4 separate regions of the Homo sapiens genome follow, and regions 1, 2 and 3 are each linked to region 4. Evidence: chromatin loops called from intact Hi-C (ENCODE). Cell type or tissue: heart right ventricle. All regions are shown on one strand.

Region 1 (5,000 bases), 75 kb before region 4:
AGAACAGATGGGTTTGCCACCTCCTAAGGGAGCAAGTGCAGAAGCAAAGGCATTTGAAGAATGTGCTCCACCACTACCGTCACCACCAGAACTGCTAACACCACCACCACTACCACCACCACCACCACCCACTTGCCCACTCGTAGTACTTGCTCTGCTCCCCATAGATCAGGCTCCAGGGTGCCATTCACACGGCAATCATCAGTGACGGCCCAGAGCCAGAGGAGAGGCAATGGGCTAGATGTGATATCTCCTCTTAAACTGAACACTGACTCAAGAGTTGAGTGTCACAGGAAGAGCAAGTGTCTGCTGGGCCCATCACCCCAGAGGTGATTGCTCCTTTATCCTTTATGCCTTTCCAGGAGATACAGAGTCTGCATAAATTATCTTTAATCCTAATGATTTGGCATCATGGAAAGTCATATGGCTTATTTGGTAAAAGGACCTTGAGGGTAAATAGGGCCTTGTAGAGCTGGGCTGGCAGCGTGCAATACCCTGATCCTAGTTTGAGCTCCATGAGGGAAGTACTTTGTTCTATTTGCTGTTGCAGTCACAGTACCAGGCCCACAAGTAGATAATAGAGCTACAAGAAGAACCAAGGTATGAACCTTGCCTTTAAGGTCTACTGGAGTGAGACAGACATGTAAACAGTCAATTTAAATGCAGTGTAATGAAGCCTACGACTGGGGAAAGAAAGGGAAAGACACCTGACCCGTGCTTGGGACTCAGGAAAGGCATTCTAGAGTAAATGACACCTCAACTGGGACTTTAAATGATTAAGAATTAGCCAGTTGAAAAAATAAAAGTGGTTTCAGAGCAGAGGAACAGCATGTGCAAAGGCTCTAAGGTAAGACAGAACTCAGAAATCAGAGGCAGAAAGGGAAACAATGAATCTGAAGAAGTTGGCAATGACCCTTAAGCCAAATTAAGGGATCTGGACTTTATCTTGGGGACAGTAGGGAGACTGCTAAAGAGTTCTGTATGGGAAAATGATATGATCATTTCAGAACTGGGCATTTTCAACGGTATCTTCCACACCACCCAAGAAAAACAGTGGGTCAGAAACCAATTGAACTTCTCTCAAAATTAAGTCTTTTGAGGCTCTTTCACTCTTTCAAGTTCTGAGTCATTTATGCAGTGGATATTGAAATGTCCCAAAACAGGTTTATCCTTTTAAGAAGGATGAGAAGTCATTGAATTCTCTGTTGGCCCATATAGGAAGAAAGAGATAGTGCTTCTATTATGCCATAAAAATGACTGCAGCTTCCCTATGTCTTTCTCCAAGGATTCTTGAGCCCATTCAACCAAACTCAATTCTGTTCTTTGTGGTTTTTTTGTTTATTTTTGTTTTTGACCTTAAGACAAAATCATTTTCTCCTAAATAATTCAGTAAGCAATATATGGAAGTCGTTCTACTGCATTTTCTACTTAGACATATAATTTGATTATGGAATTAGTGAATTAGTTGAAAGGGGTGAGGAAGAATTATGAAAGTTGTGAATGAGTAAAAAGGGGTGAGGGAGAATTGGAAAAGAAGGGACATTCATTTTCTATGCTGTGTAACAAATCATCACAAATTTAGAGGCATAAAACAACACACACTTATTATCTCACAGGTTCTGTGGGTCAGGAGTCTGACACAGCCCAGCTGAATCCTCTGCCATCAAGAGGTTGGTCAGGGTAGGATTCTTATCAGGAGGCTCGACTGAGGAAGGGTTCACTTCCAGGCTTGCTCAGGTTGTAGTCAGAACATTTCCTTGTGGCTGTAAAACTGAGAACCCAGGCTTCTTGCCTGCTGTTGGCTGGAAGCTTCCTTCAGCTCCTAGAGATTGTCCTCAGCTCTTTGCCATATGACCTCCTAACACAGCCACTTCTTCAAAGCCAGCAAGGGAGAGAGTGTCGAGCAAGACGGAATCTTATATAACATGAATTAATCATAGGGTAGTGATATCTCATCACCTTTTTTATGTTCCATTGATTAGAAACAAGCCACAGATCCCACCTATATTCAAGGAGAAGGAATTTCATGGGGGTAGGAGCACCTTTGGTCATGGTAGGAATCATGGGGGCCACCTTAGAGTCTGTGTTCCAAAGATGGATAGGAAAGGAAGGAAAAGAAGAGAGCAAGAAGAAAAGAAAAATGGAGGAGAAGAATGTATCTATGTATATATAGCATTTATTAACCATATATTATGAGCAAGGTACTGTGCCAGTTATCTTCACATGCATTTTATTATGTAATCTTTCTCCAAACCCCATGTGGTAGGTGTTAACTATTGTAACGACTTACAAAAGAAAACTAGAATTCAGAGACGTGAAGCAAGTTTCCTGAGGTCGTACAGTGCAAAAAGTAAAACTAGGAGTCACACTTGTTTCTGCTACACTCTATAGCCCAAGCTTTACCTACTACCCTGTAGTTTAAGAGAGGTGGGAGAAGGAGGAGAAAAGGAAAGAGATGGAGAAATGAGAGATAACAGAGCTTCCAAACATATGCAAAGTTGTTCCTAAAAGAGATGACAATCAATAAGGAAATCTGTAGGTCTACAATATATTGAATCGGTTTTCCCAAGAACCACCCAATTAAAAAAATAGAATCTAGAACTGAAGCCTGTGGGATCACAGATGAGTCTCATGTGTCTGAACTCTTTTCTGGCCCACCTGAGTTTCAGAACCTGGAACCAAACACTACAGCCAAGCTATGTCCAGAACCTTGGAGACACCTGGCTCATCCAGGCAGTGCCCTACACGCATGTTCTGCCAAGCTTCTGTGGGAGAACATCTGGGCCCAGGCAGCCAGGCCAGGGCCTGAGTTTGTTTTTCATGGCTCGTTTGCAATGTCCTGTTCTATTTCTGGACACTCCGTCCTTCCCAACTGACACTGGAGCTCAGTTTCCCAATAGCCAGTTTAACAAAATGGCTCCAAAAGTGCCACTCAGCACTAGTCATTGGAAACCAGAATTTTCCATCATTTACTCTAAGAAGGCTGGCTGAACATGGCACATCCCTGACTCCTGTCTTAGTTGGCCAAGTCTCTCATCTTAGAGGGGCAGCTGCAGACATCACAGGAAGCCTCCTCATGCAGACACAAGGTGACTCACAGCAGTGAGAGGAAAGAAAGGTATTTGGATATCAGATCCCCCTTCCACCAAGTGAGGGAAGGCAGGTGTGCTAGTCCTAGCTCCCACCCCAGCTGTCTGCACTCTTTGACTTGATAACAGCCCCAGCTGGTTCCCTCTGTGCACTTCTGTCCATCTTTCCAGAGTGGGAGATGAGCAAGAATATCTGTGATCTTGGTGGTTCACAGTCAGCCCTGCTAGAGTCTAACCAAGCAATGAACCGTGTTGAGTTCAAACTTAACACAGGACCACTGGACCCTTGGCAGAGAGCCAAAGGAAACAGAAGATGTTGAATCATTCCCCTACTGGGGCAGTGCCTAGCTGTGGAGCTGTAGGGCTGCAGACAAATCCCTGCTCTGTGCCTCACATCCCTTATCTGTAAACTGGAGATAATTAGAGGCCCTGCCTCGTGGATTGTTGTAAGGCTTAGATGAGATAGTACATTAAGACATGGTATCAATTGACCAATAAATGTTACTTACAGTAGGCACTCAATAAGAGATCAATGGTGTTGCCTCAAATACATCATTATACAGCTTGCATAAGATAATGACAGGTCACATACACACCAGTGAAGAACCTTCTTTTGTAACGAGGTGGGTTTTTAGTAAATATTTGTGGAACATTAATCGACTTAGAATATTGAACAACTACAATAGAGAAGCCACTTCACATAATGCTACATAAAGAGGAATAATTAACAAATGCAGGATATTGCAGGGGAAAGAGGCCAGGATTCGCCCTCAGACCCCACCACTTACATATCAGCTGTGTGACCTTAGGCAGGTTAGTTCACCTCCCTGAGCTTCCAGTTCTTCACCTGTAAAATGGTTGTAATACCTGCCTCATCAGCTGGTTGTAAGGATTGAGTGAGATACTGTATCTAAATGCACTTTAGCCCAGTTCTGGACCCACAACAAACTCAATAAATGATGACTTTTATTAGCTATTTTGCAGACTAATGGAATTAAGAAGGAAAAAAAAAAAAAGGTGGGGGGCGGGTTTTGGAAACGCACTTGCCTAAAGGCTAAAACACTGACTGCTTGGAAACCACCACGTAGTTTCACTCCCTAAATTGAAAGAAAGAATGCCTCATTCAAGTGCCTGATTAGGAATTTGAATAATCTAGTTCTAACTAGAAAAGTCAAGAAAAACGGAAGGTATTAGTCATTGACTGATAGAATATCTGAGCTGGATAGAATCCTAGACCATATTGACCAGAAGTGACTTAGCCACTGTCACATAGTTAGCCCAGGCAAGACTAAAACATGATACAAAATCTTGCATGCCTAAGCCATCGATTAATAGCTGGGCTTACTAGCCAGTTATCCCCATGGTTCTCAGTTAAAGGTCATTTGACACCATATAGAGGTCACCCACTGTGTGGGCAAGTCCTGTTGTTTCGGTTAGAGCCTGTATAATAAGGCATGTTGGAAGAGGAAGTCCTTCTAAGACTTACTCATAAAGTACCCCCTTCCCAGAGTCTGGCTCATGCCCTTATTTGTCTATACACACTCTAGGCAAAGTAAGAAATTGTTGCAGTGAAATGCACTCATGTGCTCATGCCAGCTCATGACCTCAGCCAGTCCACACCTTCATCTCATTTACAGATGGGAAAACTGAGGCTTGGAGAAGGTTGCCTCGGCAGAGGCCAAGCAAGGGGAAACTGGGGCAAGAGCAATATCTTCTGATTCCTAGTCCAGGGCTCTTTTTCTTAGGCCCGACTACCTCCTGCACATGCTAAAACAAAAGACAAGACAAGGTAAGCTATTGTCGCTTATCATCTACACTTTGTTCTGACATATATGGTTACTATTTTTCCACAGACCATGAGGAAGGGAACTAACAGTCACTGAACACCAATCATATACTATTGATGCCTTG
Region 2 (5,000 bases), 110 kb before region 4:
GTATTTGGGTAAGCCAGAACAAATCCCCATTTAAAACTCTCGCCCTTCTTTAAAAGTTTCAAGAAATTTTCTCTTCAAGACTAACCTCATGTGGGTGGTGTTGGGGACCACCTACAGGGCGTCGTTTGAGAGGTGCTGAAAGATGACCCCTCGCTTCAGTGTACCTTTTCTCTGTCCTCCATTAGAACCTAAAATTCTACCATCACGATTCTACTTGGCTGGATTTTCAATTGCCAGATTTGCTACAAGAGTAACCCACTGGATCTAGTCTGCCTTCCTGGGACTGAGCTGGTTTGACTGCATTTTCTCAGGGATGGGAAGGTTTGAAGCTTTTAAGACCATTGACCATACAGGGGTGTGGAGGGGCCATGAGATGGGTAGACTACAACCCAGAGGGGCCCAATCTCCTTTTCTGACATCAATATTTTGTCTTGGGTTGGCTCTGAGATCAGCTGGTGTGTACAATATGGGTATATGTGTAACCATGTGCAGATTTAAATAGTAAAGATACATGGGTGTACTTATGATATGTACATGATTTTATAAAATGAAAAGAAACACAGGCCCCGGGATTAGACCAACCTGAGTTCAGATCACAAGGTTTGTAACCCTGGGAAAGTTACAGTATCTTACGGGGTGGTTGGGAGAATTCAATGAGATAATATGTTTAAAATCTTAGCATTGGTCAGTGGCATACAGCAAGTGCTCCATAGGTGTTACTATTATTAAGATTATGTATGTGTGCACCCTTACACAAGTGTATGCATGCATCTGCATATAGGTGCAGATATGAGTATGTAAGGGAGATAGAGTGTGTTTAAGAACAAGAGAAAGAATAATGAAAAATATCGCCAATCTCTGCAACAGGAGTTCCAGCATAGGAGTGGCCCTTTTTACGGAGTGAGACCACTGCAGGGCACAAAGGAAACTGACTCAGCTTTACTAAGTGGGAAACAGAGTAAGAGGACAGTAAACCTCAAGAGCTTCCTTAGTGGCACAGACTCAAGAGTAGAAATTAATAGAAGGAGACAGGCAAGCAGAATGGGATGTGATGTTATCAAAGCTCAAAAGTGACGTTAAAAAAGTAATAGTTGAAAGTGGTCTCTGAAATTGTCCTACATCAAAATTAGGCCTCCGTGCTCAGAAAATAGATAACCATCGGCTCCATCCTAAAGTTCTGGGCCACATGCATGTTTGATGTTTTGGAACTAACATGAAAGAACGTGGAAAAATATGTAAACAATGTTTTCAGACCTCCTGGTCTCCTCTTAAGATTTTCCCATTGAGCTGTGTCTGAACACTCTCTGCATAATAAATAATTGTCATCCTTACGTCTAGAGAGAAGATATAGTAATAACAATAATTTTAAAAAGAACACCCAGTTTCTTTCTCTTTTTTTTTTTTTTTTTTTTTGAGACGGAGTCTTAGTCGCCCAGGCTGGAGTGCAATGGCACAATCTCAGCTCACTGCAGCCTCCACCTCCCAGGTTCAAGTGATTCTTGTGCTTCAGCCTCCCAAGCACTCCCAGCCAACACACCCAGCTAATTTTTGCATTTTTAGTAGAGATCGGGCTTCACCATGTTGGCCAGGCTGGTCTCAAACTCCTGACCTCAAGCAATCCACCCACACCTCAGCCTTCCAAAGTGCTGGGATTACAGGCATGAGTCACCGCGCCTGGCCTCAAACACCTAGTTTCTAGTCCCAATTCTGCCCCTAACTCACTGGACAACTTCAAAGAATCCCTTGATCTTTCTGGGCACAGCTGCCTCATCTGTAAGAGAAAGTGAGTAGCCAGTTTTGTCCATTATCTTTTGACCTCTTGCCCTCTTAGGGGAGGCTTAGCTCCCTTGAACCACCTCTTCACCTCTTTTTTTTTTTTTTTTTTTTTGTCGCCCTGGCTGGAGTGCAGTGGCACGATCTCAGCTCACTCCAGCCTCCGCCTCCCAGGTTCAAGCGATTCTCCTGCCTCAGCCTCCTGAGTAGCTGGGACTTCAGGTGCGCACCACCATGCCCAGCTAATTTTTGTATTTTTAGTAGAAATGAGGTTTCACCATGTTGGTCAGGATGGTCTTGATCTCCTGACCTTGTGATCTGCCCACGTCGGCCTCCCAAAGTGTTGGGATTACAGGCATGAGCCACTGCGCCTGGCCAGCCTCTTAAAGTTATATCACTCCATGACATTGTTAAGAGCACAGCCCACTTGCCTTCTGCTAGCTGTGACTCCCGAGATGAGTTATTTATCCTCTCTGTGTCTCAAGTTCCCTCATCTGCAAGATGAAAGTAAAGAATAGTTTAGTGTCTCCTTGGGTTGTTAAGGGGTTAAAGGGCTAACACAGGTAAGGTATTTAGAACAGTGGTTGACACAGATAAGGACTACCCTGGCATTAAGATTGTTATTATTCACTTAATCGGATACCTTTGTAATTTTACATGAAATGTATTATCGATAAATCAAAAAATAGAAATATAGGCATAATCTGAGGATATGAAAAGACTACAGTGGATAACAGGCAGGAGGAGAGCTTGGAGGCCACTGCTTTTCCTTTTTTGAAAAAGCTTCTCTGTGCTTTGATTTTTCACGTATGTGTATATACGTGACACTAGTTTTTTAATTTAAACAGATTGAGCAAAAAGATCACTAAAGTCCCTCTTATCTCTAAATTCAGAGATTGACTATGATTTTCAAAGAGCAATATTTTCTAGGTGTCCGACTTATCCTTGTTTTCATAGCTTGACCATTTTTACTTTTGACCTTCCCAGGAAATCCTTATGAAGATTTAAAATAAACACAATCACTTTGGTATGTTTATAATGGAGCAGGTTCTGACTCCTTGGATACTACAGAAAACGGGAAAGGTGAAAATATGAACTTTGTAAATACTTGGCCTTAGGGACTGGCTTATATTTTACCTCTTACAATCTTTTCCCAGAAGCAATTCAGTAAACTGAAGGAAAGATCATAAAGTTAACAACTGCAACAACAAAAGCGTGGTAAGTAGGCAGCGCCCTGGCAGTGAAAGCGTTAACAGGGCTGGGTAAGGCGATCCCTTGAAATGAGTAAGACTGAGTGGTTAAAGTTTTCAAAGCGGTTGGCAGCAGCGGCGCTTGGAGGAAAGGAAGCCGGTTGGAGGGCGCAGCGCACCCCTGCTGCGCGGAGGAGGGGGCTGAGCTGAACTCAGCAGAAGTTACATGCACAAGGTTAGTGGCCCCCACACGCCTCCCCAGCCCGCTGCCGCGCTGACATCTTTGGAGAGGAGGCTTAGGAAGGCGAGGCGCCATCGCTCATTCTCGGTCGTGTCTGTCCTGCTTACTAGTCGCTAGTGGGGCCACTGGCCTTCTCGCCAAACCTCTGGGCTCGGTGCTTACCGAAGCCCTGGCACTTGTGAGGGACAGCTGACTTCTTCCAGACTTTTCTAAACTGGAGGCTTCTTTTCATACATCCAAAAGGAAACTTGTTTCTGGAACAAGTACTGTTTTCAGAGTACACACACACACGACCCCTACCTGTATATGCTGCCCCAGTACGGTTTTTACAGGTCGTGACCACAATCCAGAATTCCTATCTGCTTCATTTGAAATTGAGAACAATGTCAAAGTAACTAAACAGGCTGCACTACTTTACCTTGTGGGAGGAACATTGTCTCTGAGCCTAAGGTAATCGGGATGAGGAGAGAAAAAAAAAAAAAGATGAAAAAAGAAAAGAAACAAAGCTTCCAAGCACCCTGACCTGTGGTTAAGGCAAAACAATTTTTGGAAATGGGTTTCTAGTGGAAATTTTTCTTGTACATTGCTAGAATCATGTGGGAAGGTATATTGTGAAGGAAATAATTCTACATCTGCATGAGATTCAGATAAACTTACCCACCTAAACTAATCTGCATGTGGTGCAGATAATAGATACATTTAGATTTAGGGGAAGGAGGAGGAGGAGATAGCTTCACAGAAATTGCGTTCGGAGGGGGCTTTGTTGTAAGAATTGAGACTGTCCAGGAGCTTTCCCCGGGCAGGGGGTAAAGGACCTCTTCCCGCCCTGGCTGGTAGAGAGGGGTTGGGGGGCCACTTCAGCAGGCCAGTTTATCTCCCTGCTTTCCTGTCCACATAGGCAATAAGCAGTCAGTCTTGTGCTGAATGTTCCCTCTGATCCTCACAGCAAGCACGAGTTGAGTCTTATACCTGCTAGCATTGAATCAGAATGAGTCATTTGAAACTTGGGTGCCGGAACAAAGTACTTGCAAACTGCCTTATGAGACACTGCCTCAATGTAGGTGGGATATACCTCTCGGAGCAGTCACATTTTTTTTTCTCTCCTCTCCCTCCTTCAAGCAGGCAAAAATTCTGACGTTCTCAAGAGACCAGCTCTGCCCCCGTGGCTCAACTGACCCTACCATGTGGACGCTGCTCCTCCAGGTGGGAACTGGAGTTTTGAAATAAAATGGATGATTTGACGTTACTTGATCTTCTGGAGTGCCCTGTGTGCTTTGAGAAGCTCGATGTCACAGCCAAAGTCCTCCCTTGCCAGCACACCTTCTGCAAACCATGTCTACAGAGGGTTTTCAAGGCCCACAAAGAGCTGCGGTGCCCCGAATGCAGGACGCCTGTGTTTTCCAACATTGAGGCGCTGCCGGCCAACCTGCTGCTCGTGCGCCTTCTGGATGGAGTGCGCTCAGGGCAGAGCTCCGGGAGAGGGGGCTCCTTCCGCAGGCCTGGCACGATGACCTTGCAGGATGGCAGGAAAAGCAGGACCAACCCCAGACGTCTGCAGGCCAGTCCTTTCCGGCTAGTGCCTAATGTCAGAATCCACATGGATGGGGTAAGAGAGATCTTATTTGCTAATATCATGTCCACATAGAGGTTGGATTTGTGTATACAAGGAGCTAGAGATTATCTTCTTTTAGTTACATTCCAGAGTGCTGCTGTTGATTTCCCAGTGATAAGTTTCTGTGGGCAGTGATCATTTTACTCAAATACAATGAAAACCTGAGCCTATCTAATCCATCTAA
Region 3 (5,000 bases), 100 kb before region 4:
AGGTGATAGAACTGTTACATATCCTGATTGTGGTAGTAATTAAATGAAACTATGTATGTGTTAAAATTTATACAAATAAATGCCAAGAGACAAAAGTCGATTTTACCGTATGACAATATTTTAAGAAAGGAAAGTAAGTTCTTGCACATTTCTTTTAGCCTCTGCCTGATATTCACCTGACCCACTCTGATTTCCTTTCATTTCTATGTGTATTGGATCAATGCTATTTCTGAGAAAAACTTCACTATCACTTAAGTGATCAGGGTAATCCCTGCAGTGGGTTCCTCCGTGTTGTAGACAGCCATTCCATTACCTACTTCAGTTTTTTGTTTTTGTTTTTGTTTTTGTTTTTGTTTTATCAGTTAAAGGTGTCTGGCCAAGCAGTGGACAAACCCAATAAACAGCTCACTCCCCACAGGATGGCCTAAGCTCTGAGGCAATGGGTGGGGCATAAGGTTTTTCTTACTCAACCTCAATTATTTGCCGTGTGCATTAGGGACATGTTACCTAAGGGATTAGCCAATATATATTTTTGTGTTGTTTCATTTCCCCTTAGGAAAAGTTGCCTGCCCACCTGTCCGTTCATGCTATAAAAAGTCTCAGGAGAGAAGAAATGTGCCTATTCAGCCCTTGACTCTTGAAGAGCATTCTCATCTGGCCCATTGCCAGCACTGTTACATCACTTTGGCTTAGCTGGGACCAGCTCAGATATAGGTTGTGCAGCCCTAATTTGAAAATCTGACATCCAAAATGCTCCAAAATCCAACACTTTTTGAGTGCTGACATGAGGCTTAAAGGAAGTGTTCATCAAAGCATTTTGAATTTCAGATTTTAGATTTTTCAATTTGGGATGCTCAACTAGTATGTATTCTGCAAATATTCCAAAATCCAAAAAAAATCTGAAATCTGAAACTCTTCTGGTCCCAAGGGATACTCAACCTGGACAACTTTACTCAATTTCTTTTCCCTTTTTTTTTTTTTTTTTTAAATTATGCTTTAGAGACAGGGTCTCATTCCGTCACAGTGCAGTGCAGTGCAGTGGCCCAATTATAGCTTGCTGCAGCCTCGAACTCCTGGGCTCAAGCAATCCTGCCTCAGCTTCCTGAGCAGCTACAACTACAGGCACACACCACACCTGACTCTCCCTTCCTTTCTCCTTCTATTTATTCATGCTTGTACTTTAGACCAGCCTTTCACATGGTGAATTCTGTAATGGGTGTGCCACACAGTGCCAGGGTCAAACAAACCTGAGATTAAAGTAAAACTAAACATTTTCCCTTTGCTGCAGGACTTTTTGCACGTTTTACCATGCTGATGAATTGTAAATTTCTAAGTGAGAGCTTAATAAGAAACATTTCCCACATTTCTATGGCACTGACACCCCTTTCTTCTCCCTTTTCTTGTATTAGCCTCTTAGTAATATTAATTGTCCATGGAACAAAATTTGAGAAACGCTGTCTCAGAGTTCACATGCTCAGTCATAATGCAAAAGATATTTTTAGGAAACTGTTGGAAACTCACTATTGCCACCCTCTGCAGTATTTATTTAGTTCCTACCAGTTTTCAGCTATAGGCACTATGGTAACCTGCACAGCAAAGCAAAGATTCTCACCTCCTCAGTGCAGAAACCAGTCAAGACTAATTGGTAAACCAACTAGTCAGTATACCTGTATACAAAGATACATATATAGAGACATACATGTATCAAAATTAGGGATATTGATATTGATTTTAAGGTATTCATTATAAGATGTATTGTCTATTTAGTTATAGTTCTTAGAGGGAAAGAGAAACACTACTATGTTACATGCTCACTGTAGGATGCATCCAATTTTAGAAATGTTAAGATGTGAAAAAAGAAGTGTCTTACCAAAGAGTACATACTGTCTTATTCCACTTATGTAAAATTGTAGAAAAGACAAAACCATAAACTATAGTGATTTTTTGCATAATGAAAATGTTTTATGCAATGGTATATAGTTTTACGAAAACATCAAAGTAGACACTTAAACTGGGTACATTTTTGTATGTAAATTATAACCCCATAAACTTGATTAAGACAAAGAATTCTTAGACTCAAGAAATGATGGTTTATGAAAATATCAGGTGGCAAGGCAATTCAGTTTGAACAAAATGAAGCTTGATTGATAAAAAGAAACTTCCTAGAAAAACAAAAAGATGTTTTAAAAGTCAGGAAGTGTATGGTCAAGGGAAGAAAAGGCAGGGTCTGTTCTGGGCATGTGGACCTAGAAAAGGCAGGATAGGGCAGGGATATCTTGAATGAGAATTGAAGCTGAAAGAGAAGGGAAGGAAACAGATAGAGGAGAGGCAGAGTGACTAGATACTTGCCTTCCTATCAGGGTGACTAGATACCACCAGGAAGACGCATGTCAAGCATTCTCTGTAATAAAGTCTCTCCAGCAGCCCTCATGCCAGACTTGTTGCCTGCCATTGTGAGGACTATCAGCTGTATCTACAGCAACTTCTTGGATTCAGTGCAGCCAAACAAGAAGTTATCTCTACTCCAAGCAGGTGACCGAGCTTACTGGGTAACTGAGGAGCAGTCTCCATGTCCTTGGCAGACAAAGCCAGTCTTTTCCATTGAAATGGTCAGGTTACCTGAAACCCCTAGCACACATGAACACCAGCAAGAACATCCAAAGCAAGTGATATAACATGAGCAGGGAAAGATAAATCTGTTCACCATGAGCTGCTTCCTGCATCTGGGGCCTGTGCCAGTCCCCAGGGTCACACTGCCCCAGATCCCCAGCTCAGAAGCCAGAGCATTCAACAAACTGTTCCTAAGTGCCTGCTATGTACCAGGCTCTGTCTTGAAAGCTCACACCAGGGACACTCATGAGCTCAGACTCCAGGACTCAAATAGTAGCTGAGTTCATCTCAGATCTCTGTCATTTCTTCGATCTTTTTTCCGAGTACAAACAAAACAGGCAACTCATCTTATCTCTGAATACTGTGCTCAGAGCACCCAGCCCACAGCTTGGCCCATATTAGGAATTTTTTTTAATGGAAGAGTAAATAAATAAACACAATCATGCCTGTGGTAGACCTCATGGGATCATGAAATAACTCCTCATTATGCAGAAATGAACCCTTTATGAATTGAGCCATTACAGAGCTATTTGAGAAACAAGTGGCACACTATATTAGGCATAAAGTCATGTGGTGACTGAAACATTCTTGCTGTGAATCACCTTATTAAATACCTTTTTGGGTGATGAACATCATTCTCGGGAAAATACAGTGGGCCAGCTTCAAGATCTCTTAGCTCATGAGTCGCTAACCCTAAGAAGATAGGCAGTGCCACTCTGCATATGACTAAACTCTTACATCATACACCACAAATTTCATGTGCTCTTTGATCTTGAGAGAAACACTTCATCTTAACTGACACTTAGTCATAGGGATACCAGTGACAGAAAGGAAGAGGCTCTGAAAGAATTTGCCACTGAGTTTATGAGTTGAACTGACCTGGCCTCCAATATGAAGGGAAGACAGTGTTTCCAGTAGAAACATGGCCCCTGTACTTGTGCTGCCAAAGCCCTAATTTTATCAGTTTTTTCAACAATTATATTTTTTATTGTGGTAAAATACACATAACATAAAATCTACCATGTTAGCCTTTGCTAAGTGTTCAGTTCAGCAGCATTAAGTACATTGATCTTGTTATGCAAGTGTCACCACTATCCATCTTCAGAACTTTTTCATCACCCCATACTGAAACTCTGTACCCATTGAACAATAACTTTCCATTCTGTCCTCTCCCATATATATATATATATATTTAAAATAAAATTATATATATTTAAATTATTTCTGAATAATAGGAATAGGTATTTAGTATTATTTTTAAAATATGTATTCCAATTTTCTGCTGCTTCTGACCTTAGACATCTGATGATACAAGTAAACAAGACAATGTTTGCTTAATGTTTACAAGACAATGCTGTCCATTCATGAGTACTGCCTGTGTGTTTCTGGGCAAGTTACTTAGTGACTCTGATCATTGTTACTATGAAATAGAAATAGTAAGGCTCACCTCATATGGTTATTGGGAGGATTTAATGAGATGATGCCTATAAAGTGCTTAGCACAGGGCCTGGCACCAAATAAGCTCCCAGTATGATTAGCTATCTCCTTGTACTCCTCCAGGTAGGTTTCTCTTTTCACATGCTATCATGCCCACCACAGTTGGACTGCTATTTCCCTGTGCTATAGACCTGGGGATAATAAAAATCATGGCATCACTTGGAGGATATATCAAGATAATTCTTATAAAGCTCATAGCACAGGGCCTGACTCATAGTAAGCTCAGTGGCAATCAATGTCAGGCATTGTTATTATTAATATTTCCCAGGTCTCACTTGTTCAACAGACACATATAAGATGTCTTTGATGGGTAAAGTCCCTTTGCTTGGGCTCCAAAAGTGAGAGAGACAGGATCCATGTCCTCAATAGCTTGTGGTCTTTTATGTAAACCACATACTACTTAAAATATTACCAAATAGCTTGTGGTCTTTTATGTAAACCACATACCACTTAAACTTTATTTTCAAGTTATTTTAAGATTTATTAACTGCATCTTACTTATTATGCATGATGCAGTTAATAAATCTTAAAATAAAGGGTGTTCACATGTGTTACGAGAGCACAGATGAAGAACTGGTCAACTCTACAAACAGAGTACATGTATGGAGGACTTACTATGTGTCATTCACTGGGCTCTACCTACAGAATCTCATTTAACTCTACATACAACCCACTGAGAATGGTGCTACTGGTATCTCCACTTTATACAAGAGGTTTGTGTTCTGTAAGTGTAAATATTAATAAAACAAAATAGGAAAATATGATTACACATCAAAATTTATCATCCCTCTAGTTGTGGGAATGTTTAGGGAAGATTTTGAGGTTGTACTTTTTAAAACTAGGCATCAACAGAAACCCATGACACTGAGGATTGCAAACCTCAGAATGCATTG
Region 4 (5,000 bases):
GTTTCTAGCAATAGTCAATAATAAGAATATGGGCTCAGAACTTGGACTACCTGATTTTAGATTTTCTTTGTTTCATACTAATTGTGTGACCTTTCTTTCCCTCTTTGTCTCAGTTTCTCATCCAAATATGGGGATTATAACAATTCCTTTAATAAGGATTAACTTAGCTGATACTTATAGAGTACTTAAAACTGCCTAGTAATTGCTCAGTTCTGAATCAATATTAGCCACCATTTCATTTTCCAAGAGCAGGTTTTCATAGAGGGAGATGGGTGGGGTGGGGAGAGGGACAGGAGGAGGAGCCTGTGTAGTGCCCTGTGGACTGTAAATTGGACGGCTCTTCATCTTCCACCCTATCTGAGCAGGCTTTTGGAATGCAGTCCTGGCAAGCCACCCCACCAGGCCATAAACCAGCTCCTCCCCACCTCCCTGTGCCCACAGCCACAAACCACAGAGAGGACGCACAATGGGTGGCACCAGGCATGGCTGTTGGTTTTCAGCTGTGTCAGGTCTTTCTACGTAGCTGCTCTGTTTGCTGTGGGCCTGGGTTGTGGCATTCATTGGTTCTGCTTGGCTGTCTTTTCTGTCTGTGCAGGTCAGCACTTATCACCCCGCACCTGTCTCTCCAGGACATTCCACAGCCGTGGTCAGTCTGCCTGGCTCCCAGCAACACCTCTCAGCGAACATGTGAGTAAAAGGCTCATCCCTTCACCCAAGTCCTGGCACAAAGGGGTCATCTTTACCATGTACAGTGGTGATCTAGCATCACCATTCCCAAAACATCCCATCCAGAGACAATAGGTCGCCTTCCTTTACCACTTCCAAGTGAAATAATGGTGAAAAACAGAAATTAGGGCCAGGCGCAGTGGCTCACACCTGTAATCCCAGCACTTCAGTAAGCTGAGGCAGGAGGATTGCTTGAACCCAGGAGTTCCAAACCTGCCTGAGCAACATAGTGAGACCTCATCTCTACAAAAAAAATTTAAAAATTAGCCAGGAATGGTTGTGCACATATATTTTCCTAGCTACTTAGGAGGCTGAGGCAGGAGGATGGGTTGAGCCCAGGAGTTTGAGGCATCAGTGAGCTATGATCATCCCACTGCTCTCCAGCCTGGGCCACAGAGTGAGACCCTGTCTCAAAAAAAAAAAAAGACAACACAAATTAGCAAACCACATCACTCTTAGCTCATTATTTTACAAAAGTAGAAAGAGACTGGAAGATTATATACCACAACATCACTGGGAGATTGGGTATTGAGCAATTTCTATTGTCTTGCTTTAGATTCAAAATGTTGGGTCATAAATACATGTTGTTTAGTAAACAGCAAAAAATAAATATAGCATTTTAGAAAGAAAAAACAAAACAAAAAAAACCTTGTAGAGAACACTCCCCCATTCCCTTTGATAAAACGCTCCAATGTCTCACAGTCCTTGGAGTCTGGAGGGACTTCCTGATGTCTGAGATGCCTGGAGGCCATATACTGGTGATCCCTGAATCTGGCAAACCAATGGATTGTTTCCTGAATGCCTTTGATCAGGTAGCTATTCCCACCTCCACAGCCTCATCAGTCCTGATTGTCTTTACCCCCTGACTCATACTTGGATATTACCTGCCTGATTCCTGTGTGGACTTCAGTCACAGCTAATTTTTTGTATTTTTAGTAGAGATGGTATTTCACCATGTTGGCCAGGCTGGTCTCGAACTCCTGACCTCAGGTGATCCACCTGCCTTGGCCTCCCGAACTGCTGGGATTAGAGGTGAGAACCACCGCACCCGCTCGACCAAGAAGGTTCTTATTGCTAACCACTGGGCAGTCTCTCTCCACCATTCCCCCACTCCATGCCCCCCATCAGGCACGTCTTCCTTCCTCCCTCACCAGTTCTCTGTGTCTTCCCAGGTTTGTAGCCCTGCACTCCTACTCAGCCCATGGACCCGATGAGCTGGACCTGCAAAAGGGAGAAGGCGTCAGGGTCCTGGGGAAGTGCCAGGACGGCTGGCTCAGGGGCGTCTCCTTGGTCACCGGGCGAGTCGGCATCTTCCCAAACAATTACGTCATCCCCATTTTCAGGTGTGTCGCCTCCAATCCCAGACTTTGGGAGGTTGGGCCACCCTAGGCCAGGGGCCATCTGTGGGTTGAACTGGTGGAAGACCCAGTGCTCTTTCAGAAAACAGGCCAAGAAAGCGCTTTTTGCTCTATAACCCGCCTATCTCTTTTAAAACAAAATAGCAAAACTAGTTATCTTTTTCGTAGCCCTTCACAGCTTACAAGCACTTTTGTATCTCTTAGCTCACAGGCTGTGCCCAAGAATCCTCTAAGGTAGATATTATGTTACAGATGAAAATGGTGTGCAGAGTTAAGCAACTTGCTCAAGAACTGGATGTCAGGTTTTCTTCTGCACAAATCCCAGGAACCCCACTTCACATCCTCTATCCCAATGCTCCATCTAGTGGCGTGATGGGAAAATGTGGTCAGATGACTTCCCCAGAGCACCTCGGGAAACTTCTCAGGCTGCTAGAGTGACCCCTAATCAGAGTTTCCATGAACTGAGACCCCTACCTCTTCCTCCACACCCAAGATGAAATGCTAGTAACCCTGCAGGGCCTCCTCCCTCACCGCTTTTCCCGATCTCTTACATTGTGTGGCATACTGTTCATGTCATTGACCCCCTCTTTGTCTTACCACCTCATACCACTGCCACAAATGCACCTAGACCCCAAAACTATCCATGACTCCTCCTGCCTCCACCCCCGATCAGCCCAAGCAAACCCTGTCTCAAGGCAGTGAGGCTACCACCACACATCCAACACTGTCTTTATGACATACCAGAGGGTCACAATCACAGGGAAAGAGCCCCATTGTATTCTGTGCGGGTCAGACCTAGTCATATGCCCACTTTTGGGGACCTTCATTTAGGTGAGCTGCCACGTCCGGAGGAGGGCAGCAAGAATGGTGAGGAGACAGCAAACTATATCATAGCAGAAACCGATAAAGAAACTGGGGTTATTTAACCTGTAGAAGACAAGGGACAGAGGGATCACAATACACTGTGTCAACAGGGCAGTAAATTTGTTCTGAGAGGGGGCAGTGGAGTGGATCAGTGTATGCAACTGGTCTTGGTTCAGTAAACCAAGACGTTCAAGAACATCTTGGTTCAATAAAAGGCAGCTTTTTCTAGCCCATAGATTTTTCCAACCAGGCTAGCTGGTGAGGTGGTGGACTCTCTTTTTAGAAAGAGTGCAGGCAAAGTCGGCCTGAGTCCTCATAGATCTAAAGTTGTATAAAAAGATTTCTTCACATGGCAGAAAGTCAGGATAAAAGATCATAGCTTTTCCTTTCAAAGAAAAGTTCTTGAAATTTGTTACAAAGTTGTAAAATATCCAAGGGCAAACTGAGGTCTATAATTGATGCTTTAATTCATTTAATTGGCAAATATTGAGTGCTAACTACATGGCAGGAACTTTTCCAGGCACTGGAGAAATACCAGTAAACAAAATATACAAAATTCCTGCTTACAGAAGCTTACATTCTAGTGGGAGAGACAAATTTTTAAAACCAAGATATTTAAGTAATCTTTATGATGTGTTAATTATACTGGCTAACAAAAAAATCAGAAAAGGAGGATAGAATTTTTGGGGGTGGTTACAATTTTAGATAGGTTGGTGAGGGATGGCTTTGCTGAGAAGTAAGAAGGAAAGCAGGAGCCAAGCCATGTGGATCTCTGAGGCAAATGTCCAGACTAAAGACACAGCAAGTACAAACAAAAGACCTGTAGTAGTCCAGGTGCAGTGGCTCATGCCTGTAATCCTAACACTTTGGGAGGCTGAGGTGGGTGGATCACCTGAGGTCAGGAGTTTGAAACCAGCCTGGCCAACATGGTGAAACCTCATCTCTACTAAAAATACAAAAAGTAGCCAGACGTGGTGGTGGACACCTGTAATCCCAGCTACTGGGGAGGCTGGGGCAGGAGAATCGCTTCAACTGGGAGGGCAGAGGTTACATGAAGCCAACAGGATTGGATTAGAGCAAGCAAGGGGGATATTAGAAAGGAAGCCAGAATGGTAATGGGGTAGCCAGGTCATAAAGAATTTCCTAGGTCATAATGAAGGGTTTAGCTTTAAGCCTGTTGCTGGGTTTTGAGCAGAAGAGTAACATAATCTTAGTTGTGTTTAACCAGAATCCCTGTATTTGCTGGATTGAGAATAAACTATACAAAGGAAAAGGGGGAAGCAGAAAAACTAGCTAAGAAGATATCATAATCCTGGGGAGAGGTGATGGTGAATTGAACCGAAGTGTTAGCTGTGGAGGTAGGGAGAAGTGGTTAGATTCTGAATACATCTTAGACAACAGGGTTTTCTAAAAGATAAAATGTCAGGTGTGAAAGAATAGAGGATCCAAGGTGAGAGCAAGTTTTTTTTTCCTGAGTGACTGCAAGATGGAGTTGCCTTTAAATGAGATAGTGACTGCTCCATAAAACGAGCATGTTTTGGGGTATGGAGGGAAGTAAAAGCTTAGTTCACAGCAGACTAAGCCTGAGATGTCTCTTAATAATCCAAGTAAAGGTGTTGGTAAGCAGTTGAATACATGAGTTTAGCATTTAAGAGAGAGCTCCAGCCTTGAGATGCTATTTAAAGCCCTGAAACGAGATGAGATCATCATGGTGGGATGAGTTGTATCCAGAGAATGACAACGAGCCAGAAGCTGAAATCTTCAAGGAGTGAGAGGAGAGACTTGGAGAGTAAATGCTGACTGCAGGAAGGTGGAGTGGTGGGTAGTCAAGTCTGATAATATGAGTCAAAGCTGGGAAGTATTGAGGAGTGTGGGAAATGGCCTAGAACTGACAGTGAGGAGCAAGGAGGATGCCTACCCTAATTCATGAACGGTTTCTTCCATGGCTTTAAAATGAATTCCCCAGGGCCCATCCCCACGACTAGGGCATTTGCTTATACATCAGGCCTTAGTCCTAAATCCTGGTTATACCATCAAAGACTCAATAGAATA

What was found. Hi-C counts contacts between places; a loop is a spot of excess contacts. Peaks named below come from ENCODE experiments on the same cell type or tissue, not always from the same donor. Only the 100,000 strongest peaks of a DNase experiment are listed, where the experiment ranks them.
Region 1: a loop joins it to region 4, with 2.0 times the contacts of the local background. A loop is called at or near these places in 9 of 110 quality-filtered maps.
Region 2: a loop joins it to region 4, with 2.6 times the contacts of the local background. A loop is called at or near these places in 24 of 110 quality-filtered maps.
Region 3: it touches region 4 in a loop (3-fold over the local background); 22 of 110 quality-filtered maps call a loop at or near these places.

The regions. Positions count from the first base shown.
Region 1 is chr5:145,972,352-145,977,351 of GRCh38, forward strand. The region is part of intron 2 of SH3RF2 (SH3 domain containing ring finger 2); the gene reads left to right. The region is part of intron 3 of LOC107986458 (a long non-coding RNA gene); the gene reads right to left. Among named protein-coding and RNA genes, the nearest start is that of SH3RF2, 38 kb to the left of the region's middle. In heart right ventricle, no CTCF peak of the experiment used is centred here; a DNase peak (open chromatin) is centred at 2,800; H3K27ac peaks cover 591 bases.
Region 2 is chr5:145,933,497-145,938,496 of GRCh38, forward strand. SH3RF2 (SH3 domain containing ring finger 2) reads left to right here and starts at 3,082. Exons shown (of 10, transcript NM_152550.4): 1 at 3,082-3,198; 2 at 4,327-4,810. The coding sequence starts at 4,433. LOC107986458 (a long non-coding RNA gene) reads right to left here. Exons shown (of 4, transcript XR_001742913.2): 4 at 2,205-2,267. RefSeq lists an enhancer at 2,820-3,397. In heart right ventricle, no CTCF peak of the experiment used is centred here; a DNase peak (open chromatin) is centred at 3,115; H3K4me3 peaks cover 2,350 bases; H3K27ac peaks cover 1,482 bases.
Region 3 is chr5:145,943,370-145,948,369 of GRCh38, forward strand. The region is part of intron 2 of SH3RF2 (SH3 domain containing ring finger 2); the gene reads left to right. The region is part of intron 3 of LOC107986458 (a long non-coding RNA gene); the gene reads right to left. Among named protein-coding and RNA genes, the nearest start is that of SH3RF2, 9.3 kb to the left of the region's middle. In heart right ventricle, no CTCF peak of the experiment used is centred here; a DNase peak (open chromatin) is centred at 2,753; H3K27ac peaks cover 1,353 bases.
Region 4 is chr5:146,047,177-146,052,176 of GRCh38, forward strand. SH3RF2 (SH3 domain containing ring finger 2) reads left to right here. Exons shown (of 10, transcript NM_152550.4): 6 at 596-687; 7 at 1,899-2,069. All of the region lies in intron 1 of LOC107986458 (a long non-coding RNA gene), which reads right to left. Among named protein-coding and RNA genes, the nearest start is that of PLAC8L1, 56 kb to the right of the region's middle. RefSeq lists an enhancer at 1,497-1,997. In heart right ventricle, CTCF peaks have their summits at 2,442 (motif pointing left) and 2,641; a DNase peak (open chromatin) is centred at 2,465.